2 separate regions of the Homo sapiens genome follow, and region 2 is linked to region 1. Evidence: chromatin contacts called from ENCODE POLR2A ChIA-PET data. All regions are on one chromosome and are shown on one strand. Each heading gives the region's core, a stretch centred on a gene start or an enhancer-like site at or near the end of the contact. The rest is flanking DNA. Distances are from core to core; before and after follow the strand shown.

Evidence for each region. ChIA-PET counts read pairs that join two places held with the same protein, here RNA polymerase II (POLR2A).
Region 2: POLR2A ChIA-PET joins it to region 1 with 17 read pairs in RWPE1. The contact joins the promoter of AADACL4 here to the enhancer-like site in region 1. POLR2A ChIA-PET finds 5 or more read pairs at or near these places in 3 of 52 experiments (H1, RWPE1 and activated naive CD4-positive, alpha-beta T cell).

The regions. Positions count from the first base shown.
Region 1 is chr1:12,076,458-12,080,774 of GRCh38, forward strand. All of the region lies in intron 1 of TNFRSF8 (TNF receptor superfamily member 8), which reads left to right. It also overlaps the pseudogene RNU6-777P and the pseudogene RPL23AP89. Among named protein-coding and RNA genes, the nearest start is that of TNFRSF8, 15 kb to the left of the region's middle. RefSeq lists enhancers at 1,559-2,557, 2,878-3,037. Within about 2 kb of position 2,499, at least 2 of the 41 ENCODE cell types and tissues checked have a DNase peak (open chromatin) inside an H3K27ac peak, as active enhancers do.
Region 2 is chr1:12,641,648-12,645,964 of GRCh38, forward strand. AADACL4 (arylacetamide deacetylase like 4) reads left to right here and starts at 2,438. Exons shown (of 4, transcript NM_001013630.2): 1 at 2,438-3,067. The coding sequence starts at 2,900.

The DNA of each region.
Region 1 (4,317 bases), core at 1,249-3,748:
TTCTTTCTTCAACTCTTACACAAAAATCATTTCAAGGTGCTTGCCTGTCCCTGAGTTCCTTCCAGCCAGGGACTCCAGGCTCCACCCTCTATGCTGTTTCCGTGTCCACTGTCTTTGGGTTTTATCTCCAACCCTGGGGCCAGGCAGCATGGGGCCCTGCACACTCTTTCTCAGCTGTGCAGGAACTGGGGAAAACTCAACTCGGCACCTGCTTGCAGTGGGACAACTGTGAGAGGTGCTGCCTGTGGCCAGGGATGGAGCCTGTGGCCAGGGATGGGTGTGTTTAAAGAGGTGGAGGAGGAGGACTTTAGTTTCAGGTAGTCTCTTGGTCTGGAGCTCAAGTGAGCACTGAGTGTGGAGAGAGGGGTTCAGAGTCCTACAGTTAGGAGGTGACTACTGAGTTCGGCGTGTGGTGGTATAGTCTAGTGGTTGCTTAGGAGCGAGGGTGTGGCGGTAGACGCATAGTCCCCTAAAACGTCCATACATTCTACATTGTTAATTTGGGACAGGGTCTCACCCTGTCACCCAGGCTGGAGTGCAGTGGCCCAACCACGGCTGAAGAGATTCTCCCATCTCAGCCTCCCGAGTCGCTGGGACTACAGGTGCATTCCACCACAACCAGCTAATTTTTGTATCTTTTGTAGAGACGGGTTTTTCTCCTTTGCCGTGTTGCCCGGGCTGGTCTCAAACTCCTGAGCTCAAGTGATCCTCCTGCCTCAGCCTCCCAAAGAGCTGGGATTATAAGTGCGAGCCACTTCGCCTGGCCAAATGTCCACACATTCTAATCCTTGAAACCTGATACTATGGATCTTGAGACAGGAAGATGATCCTGGATTATCAGGGCGGGCCCAATCTAATCACAGGAGTCCTTAAAAGCAGAGAACCCTTCCTGGCTGTGTTAGAGAGAGATGATAGAGGCAAAGAGAGAGATGTGATGTGAGAAGGACTCAGCCCACCATTGCCGGCTTTGCAGATGGAGTAAGGGGGCCATGAGCCAAAGGATGCCACAGTCCCTAGAAGCAGGGAACAGCCCTTAGTTGGCTGTCAGCAAAGAAACAAGACCTCAGTCCTACAACCACAAGGAACTGAATTCTGCCAACAACCTTAGTGAGCAGGGAAACCAACAGTCCCTTAAAGCTTCCGCTAGGCACACAGCACATGACCTGGATGGGGGTGATCAGAGAGGGCTTCCCAGAGGAAGTGGCACTCATGAGTGAGGTCTCAAGGATGAATGGGGGTACACTGGATTTAGGGACCAGTGCAGGCAGGGAAACAGCACGCACAGGCTGCTGCAGGGAGTGGGGTGCCCGTGGGGTGCCAGTGGCAAAAAGAGGCTGGTAGGAGAGAGTACCAGGGGCTTCACAGGCAGGCAAGGAGGGCAGGGCTTCTTGGGCCACTGTTAAGACTTTGGTTTTTTTTTTTTTTAAATATGGACCGTTTCATGAATTTCCGTATCATCCTTATGCAGGGGCCATGCTAATTTCTGTATTGCTCCAATTTTAGTATATGTGCTATCGAAGCGAACACAAGACTTTGGGCTTTATTCATAGCTGGGTTGGAAGCCATCTGAGGGTCTTCAATAGGATGGAGGGGAAGACAGTAGATCGTGTTTTCAAAAGATCAGTCTGGTGTCTGCACTGTGAGCTGGGCGTGGTGGATGGGGTAGACGAGAGGAGACCCTCGGGTGGTCACTGTCAAGTCCAGATGGCGGGAAGGTGAGGAAGAGCTGGTAGATGTGGGGGTAAAACTGCAGGTTAAACAGACAGAACTAGTGATAGGTTGGGGGCCAGGGAGAAGCAAGCATTTCAAAAAGCAGTCAGTCTCGGCCAGGCATGGTGGCTCATGCCTGTAATCCCAGCACTTTGGGAGGCTGAGGTGGGTGGCTCATTTGAGGTCAGGAGTTCGAGACCAGCCTGGTCAACATGGTGAAACCCTGCCTCTACTAAAAATATAAAAATTAGCCAGGTGTGGTGCCAAGCGCCTGCAGTCCCAGCTACTTGGGAGGCTGAGGCAGGAGAATTGCTTGAACGCGAGAGGTAGAGGTTGCAGTGAGCCGAGATCGCACCACTGCACTCCAGCTTGGGCGACGGAGCGAGTACTCTGTCTTAAAAAACAAAAACAAAAAAACCCTCAGTCTCATGGGGAGTGGGGAGCAGGGATCTCAGAGCCCTGAACTACAGCACCCCCCCACCCCAGGCAGCAGAAGCTGGCGGATCAGAGCACGTGCCAAATCCTGGCCCTAACACTGACCAGCTGTGTGACTTTGGGCAGATTTCTCGTCCTTACGTCTCAGTCTCCCCCATCTGTAAAATGGGCTGACAGTTGTTGGCTATTAGAATTACTTTCGCTATGGAAAGCAAACCGTTCCAGCATTTGCACTTCTTTCTGCTCAGCTTCTGCTAGGTCAGCGCATCTCAAACTCCCTGGGGCTCTTGTTAAAATGCAGATTCCAATTAGGGAGGTCTGGGGTTCTGCATTTTGAGAAAGTTCCAAGGTGGTGCCCCTGCTGCTGGCCCGGGGCCTCACCTTGAATAACAGAGCGCACAGCGGTGGAGATCCCCAGGAGACAGGGAGGGGAGGGGTGCTTACCTCGCTGGCCCTGCTCAGCTCTGGCCCCTTCGGGGATTTTGCATTTGATCTAACTCCCCGCTCACCCCACAACTTCTAGACTCGTCTCCCACAGGTATGGTCCGGCTGAGACCAGGTGGGGCTTTTTGAAAGTGAACTTTAACTGGTCTTGTAGGGAAAACCAAACCAACCTGAAAATAGACAGACCTGAAAATGGTAAGGTTTTAGGCCACCCTCTCTTTATCTTGATGCCACTAAGGTGGGGCGGAGGGCCTCCGGTTGCACAGCTCATTACCTTGTGGACACCTCACTTTGCCTTGAACCTGCGGGGAACTCCACCCAAAAGCCCCCCCTCCAGTCCTTGGGCTTCCCCCTCCCACTCTTCGCTTTCTGATCCCTCCTTCCCTCCCAGGCAAGGGCCCGAGCACATCCCAGCTCCCCTCTCTCTCTTCCCCAGGGCAGCAGGAGCTGATGAGCCAGGCAGGGTGGGCCTGGAAATTCACAGGGCCAGACTTCTCCGGGCAGCGGCAGACGCCCCGGCCCTTGCCTCCTTCTCCACCGGGAGCTGGGACAGGTGAAGGGCCTGTGTAAGGGGAAGGGGGTGCCCCTTCCTCGCTCAGCTCCACATGGAAAATGGGGCCCTAAGTCCTCTGCTCCTCCTTCCAAGGGGATTTGAGAGGCACAGGCTGGCCATCCCACCAGGTTGAGATCCCACAGCCCCTCCGCACAGCAAGAAGACTGCCCTCCGGTGGCAAGCTATGGATTTACCGAGAATTATTGCTGAAAAGAAGCCACCACCTCCCAGCATTTCGTGTCCTTGAGATGCTATTTACATATGTGGCTTTGTACATCTGTGTTCTCACTCTCTTTACATATACTTATCACTACTTTATTTTTATCACTACTTTATTTTTTAATTCTCTATTTTTTTTTTTTTTTTTGAGGCAGGGTCTCACTCTGTTGCTCATGCTGGAGTGCAATGGCGTGATCTCGGCTCACTGCAACCTCCGCCTCCTGGGTTCAAGGGATTCTCCCGCCTCAGCCTCCTGAGTAGTTGGGATTACAGGCATGCACCACCATGCCCGGCTTATTTTTGTATTTTTAGCAGAGACGGGGTTTTGCTACGTTGGCCAGGCTGGTCTTGAACTCCTGACCTCAGGTGATCTGCTGGCCTCAGCCTCCCAGAGTGCTGAGATTACAGGCATGAGCCACCGTGCCCAGCCAAGATGATCCCAGTTTTGTTGGCAACATCCAAAGCATTGTAATCAGGAGCCAGTGGAACATATGCCTTCTTCTCTCCATCCGGCCGAATCAGGGTGCTGACCTTGGCCACATCCATGCCATAGAGCTTTGTCACAGCCTGTTTGCTCTGGTACTTGTTGGCTTTAACATCCACAGTGAATACAAGTGTGTTGTTGTCTTCTATCTTCTTCATGGCAGACTCTGTGGTCAGTGGGAACTTGATAGCAGAGTGGTCGAGCTTGTTTCTCCTGGGAACGCTCTTTCGAGGATATTTGGGCTTTTAATACCTATTTTTATTTATTTTTTTGAGATGGAGTTTCACCCTTGTTGCCTAGGCTGGAGTGCAATGGTGCGTTCTTGGCTCACTGCAGCCTCCACCTCCCAGATTCAAGCGATTCTCATGCCTCAGCCTCCTGAGTAGCTGGGATTACAGGCACCCACCACCACTCCTGGCTAATTTTTTCGTATTTTTAGTAGAGACGGGGTTTCGCCATGTTGGCCAGGCTG
Region 2 (4,317 bases), core at 1,188-3,687, 570 kb after region 1:
CCACTTCAGCCACTCAAGTAGCTGGGACTACAAGCATGCACTATGTTTTTTTTTTTTTTTTTTAAGATGGAGTCTCGCTCTGTCACCCAGGCTGGAGTGCCGTGGCGCAATCTCAGCTCACTGCAAGCTCTGCCTCCTGGGTTCATACCATTCTCCTGCCTCAGCCTCCCGAGTAGCTGGGACTACAGGTGCCCACCACCACGCCTGGCTAATATTTTGTATTTTTAGTAGAGACGGGGTTGCACCATGTTAGCCAGGATGGTCTTGATCTCCTGACCTTGCCCGCCTTGGCCTCTCAAAGTGCTGGGATTACAGGCCTGAGCCACTGTGCCAGATGCACTATTTTTTTAATTTTTATTTTCATAGAAATGGGGTTTCACCATGTTGCCCAGGCTGGTGTTGAACTCCTGAGCTCAAATGATTCACTGCTTTAGCCTCCCAAAGTGCTGGGATTACAGGCACGAGCCCCTGTGTTCTGACCTTCTTTATTTGTTTAATGATGTGGATAAGCTATTTCAGTAAAGTCTATTTCCTTTGCAGTGTGCAGCTTCTAATATCACACCTCAGGTGGTGCAGCCTTGGTCCTGTGTACAGTCACCCTAAGAATGCAGTGTTTTCCACAGGGCTGTCTTGACTTTCTCCTTCCCTGATCTCTCTGTTAAGCTCTGTGCCTCTGTTGGTCTCACACCCAACTATTAGCCTCCACTAACTGCAGGCTAATTGTCCTACTGTTTTCAAAAATGCTCTGGGGGCAGTAATTGCGCTATCTGCTTTTCCAGGCCAAGCTCCTCCCGTGTGTGCTATCTTCAGGGGTATCCATAAACATGCTTAAGAAACCAAAAATTACATTATTTGTCATGAGTTTTAAAAAGATAATTACACCTGGCCGGGCATGGTGGCTCACACCTGTAATCCCAGCACTTTGGGAGGCTGAGATGGGTGGATCACGAGGTCTGGAGATCGAGACCATCCTGGCTGACGTGGTGAAACCCCGTCTCTACTAAAAATACAAAAAAATTAGCCGGGCGTGGTGGGGGGCGCCTGTAGTCCCAGTTACTCCGGAGGCTGAGGCAGGAGAATGGCGTGAACCTGGGAGGCGGAGCTTGCAGTGAGCTGAGATCACACCACTGCACTCCAGCCTGGGTGACAGAGCGAGACTCCATCTCAAAAAAAAAAACAAAAAACAAACAAACAAACAACAACGACAAAAGATAATTACACCTAGCCAGAATAGTGAATCTTATAACCCTCTAAGAGAAACCTAAGTAAACTCTTACAAAGATACAATGACGTAAAAACACAAAAATCTGCCATGCATATACTCACTGGGGTAAAGCCTCTTCTATAACTTTTGTTTTCTGAAACAAACCAAACAAACAAACAAAAAACCAAAAACCTAAAACATAAATAATAGGAATGAAAAAGGGGGTCTGCCTTCTAGTTCCAAGCTCCTGCAGCACTCGGAGGTTAATAACTTTCCCTTCCAGTCCCCTTGGGTGGTTTCACTTCAGAGTGCCTCCAGTAAAACACCTCCCTGTGAATAAATGGCTTTCCCTAGCACCCAAGGGAGCAGATTTTCAGCAAATTTGTTGAGTGTGTGTGTCAAGAGGAAGACACCAGTGAGTCCCCCTGGTGTAGCAGTTGAGCAACTTCTTTGCCAGTTCAGCAAATTCACACTATGCCCTTTCCAACAAGAGCTGGGTCTCATCCCTATGGGTGGAAACGGGGTCTTTCTTGGGTGCTCTATTTAAGCCCTAAGGGTAGTGGTATTTTCTTATATGTATAGTTTCTATATTCTCCCTTTTTTTTTTTTTTTTTTTTTTTTTTGAGACAGAGTCTCGTTCTGTTGCCCAGGCTGGAGTGCAGTAGTGCGATCTCGGCTCACTGCAACCTCCAGCTCCCAGGTTCAAGCGATTCTCCAGCTTCAGCCTCCCGAGTAGCTGGGATTACAGGCATGTGCCACCATGCCCGGCTAATTTTTGTAGTTTTGGTAGAGAGGGGGTTTCACCCTGTTGGCCAGGCTGGTCTTGAACTCCTGGCCTCAAGTGATCCTCCCAGCTCAGCCTCCCAAAGTGCTGAGATTACAGGTGGGATTACCACCGTGCTCGGCCCAAATTAAAATTTCTAAAATTTTCAGGCTCAAAGCCTATTTCCTGAAATGGTTCCAATCATTTCTTTCTCTCTTAGAAGAAAGTAACGTGGATAAAAATTGTCCCCAAACCAGCCCTTGGCACCATTTTTAGAGGCGGAATATGAGGCTGGATAAAGCCCAGTTTTGCCTGCAATGGCATTCCTGTCTCCCGTCCCAGGACCCCAGAAGATTATGACTACCAGAAAACACGCCAGTCTTTGCCCTGATCTGGCCAGAGGCCCAGAGGGTACATAGGCGGTGACAGAGTGAGACCTTGTTTCAAAAAACAAAACAAAACTGGGGTTAGGGAAGCTAGCTAGGGAGCTGGGGTGAGACGTGCTGTGCTCACCCTAACCACACTCTGACAAGGAAAGCTGGCGAAGTCTCTTATCTTACAGTTGAAAGATCAGGCCCTGGAGGCCTATATAACCCATATGAGATCTCTTTCTAGGGTTCCCAGGAGCCGAGGTGCCCATCTGAGCCTGATCTTCCTGAAATCTTTGGGAAGCTCACCTTCCAAGACTCCCCATGATGAGCAGTATTGATTTTTCTGGGTCCCCACATTGCTTAGGGAAATAGGTTCCTCCACCTCCCATTGGCCTTTTTGTGCTTACCCTGAGAAGCTGTGTCAGGCCACTGTGTCAGGTGTCAGGCTTAGCCCAGAGAGAGTGAGGTGGAGGAGGCGGAGGGTGTAACCCAGCCAGGTCCTCTTCACATAAGCTATCAGACAAGCTCCTCAGGGCAGCAGCTCCTCAAGGCCCCAGGAACATGGCTGTCCCCTGGCTAGTGCTACTCTTGGCATTGCCCATCTTTTTCCTGGGGGTCTTTGTCTGGGCTGTCTTTGAGCACTTCCTCACCACGGATATCCCTGCTACCTTGCAGCATCCTGCCAAGTTGAGATTCCTGCATTGCATATTCCTCTACCTGGTCACTTTGGTGAGTTTACTCTCAGGCCACGTCGTAACCTGGGGGCTTCTTCTCTTGTTCTCAGTACCTTACCCTCTTTTCCCTCTTTCACTTCCCTTCTGTCTCTCTCTCTTCGGACTCCCTCAAGATAGACTTGTCTCTTCTGTATCTGCTATTCTGTTTGCCTCTCTCTTCCCTCCCTCCGTTCCTTCCCCCTTCCCATAGCCTGCCTGCCTTTCTTCCTCTCTCCCTCCCTTCCTTCCCTCCTTCTCTCCCTCCTTTCCTTTCTTTTTTCCTTCTTTCCTTCCCTCCTTCCCTCTCCTTCCTCCTTCCCTCATTCTCTCCCTTCCTCCCTATCTCCTTCATTCCCTCCCTCCCTTCCTTCCTTCCCTCCTTCTCCGCTCCTTTCCTTCCTTTTTCCTTCTTTCTTTCTCTCCCTCCCTCCTTCCTTCCTCCTTCCCTCCTTCCTTCATTCTCTCTCTTCCTATCTCCTTCCTTCCCTCCCTCCTTCCTTTCTTCTTTCCCTTCTTCCTTCCTCCCTATCTCCTTTCTTCCTTCCCTCCTCCCTCCCTCCCTCCCTCCCTCCCTTCCTTCCTTGTTTCCTTCCTACCTTCCTTCCTTCCCTCCTTTTGTTCCGTTCTTCCTTCCTCTCTCCTGCTCTCTCTAACTCCCTTCCTTTCTTCCTTTAGCATCAAACATTTACCGAGTGCCAATCACTGGGCTCTTTTCTGAGAATTCAAAAACAATTTCAGACCCAGTTCCTGCCTTCCCCGGGCTTGTGGCCTGACAGCCCCTGCCCCTCCTTCAGCCGCGCACACTTTCACCCTCAGTGCACTGACTTACCTATAGGTTGTTTCTATTTTATTTTACTTTTTTGAGACGGGGTCTTGCTCTGTTGCCCAGGCTGGAGTGCAGTGGTGCAATCATGGCTCAGTGCAGCCTCAACCTCCTGGGCTCAAGCGATCCTTTCCATCTCAGCCTCCCAAGTAGCTGGGACTACAGGTGCGCACCACCATGCCCGGCTAATTTTTGTACTTTTGGTAGAGACAGGGTTTCGCTATGTTGCCCAGGCTGGTCTAGAACTCCTGGGCTCAAGCAATCTGCCCGCCTTGGCCTCCCAAAGTGTAGGGATTGCAGGTGTGAGCCACTGCACCTAGCTTCACAGGTGTTTTTTTCCTTATTCATCTCTGTAAGCCCAGTCCCACTCACAGAGCCTGGTATCTGGTAGGTGCTTACTTTTGTTGGTATACATGAATTTACCCAGCATTTCTGAGTGGCCG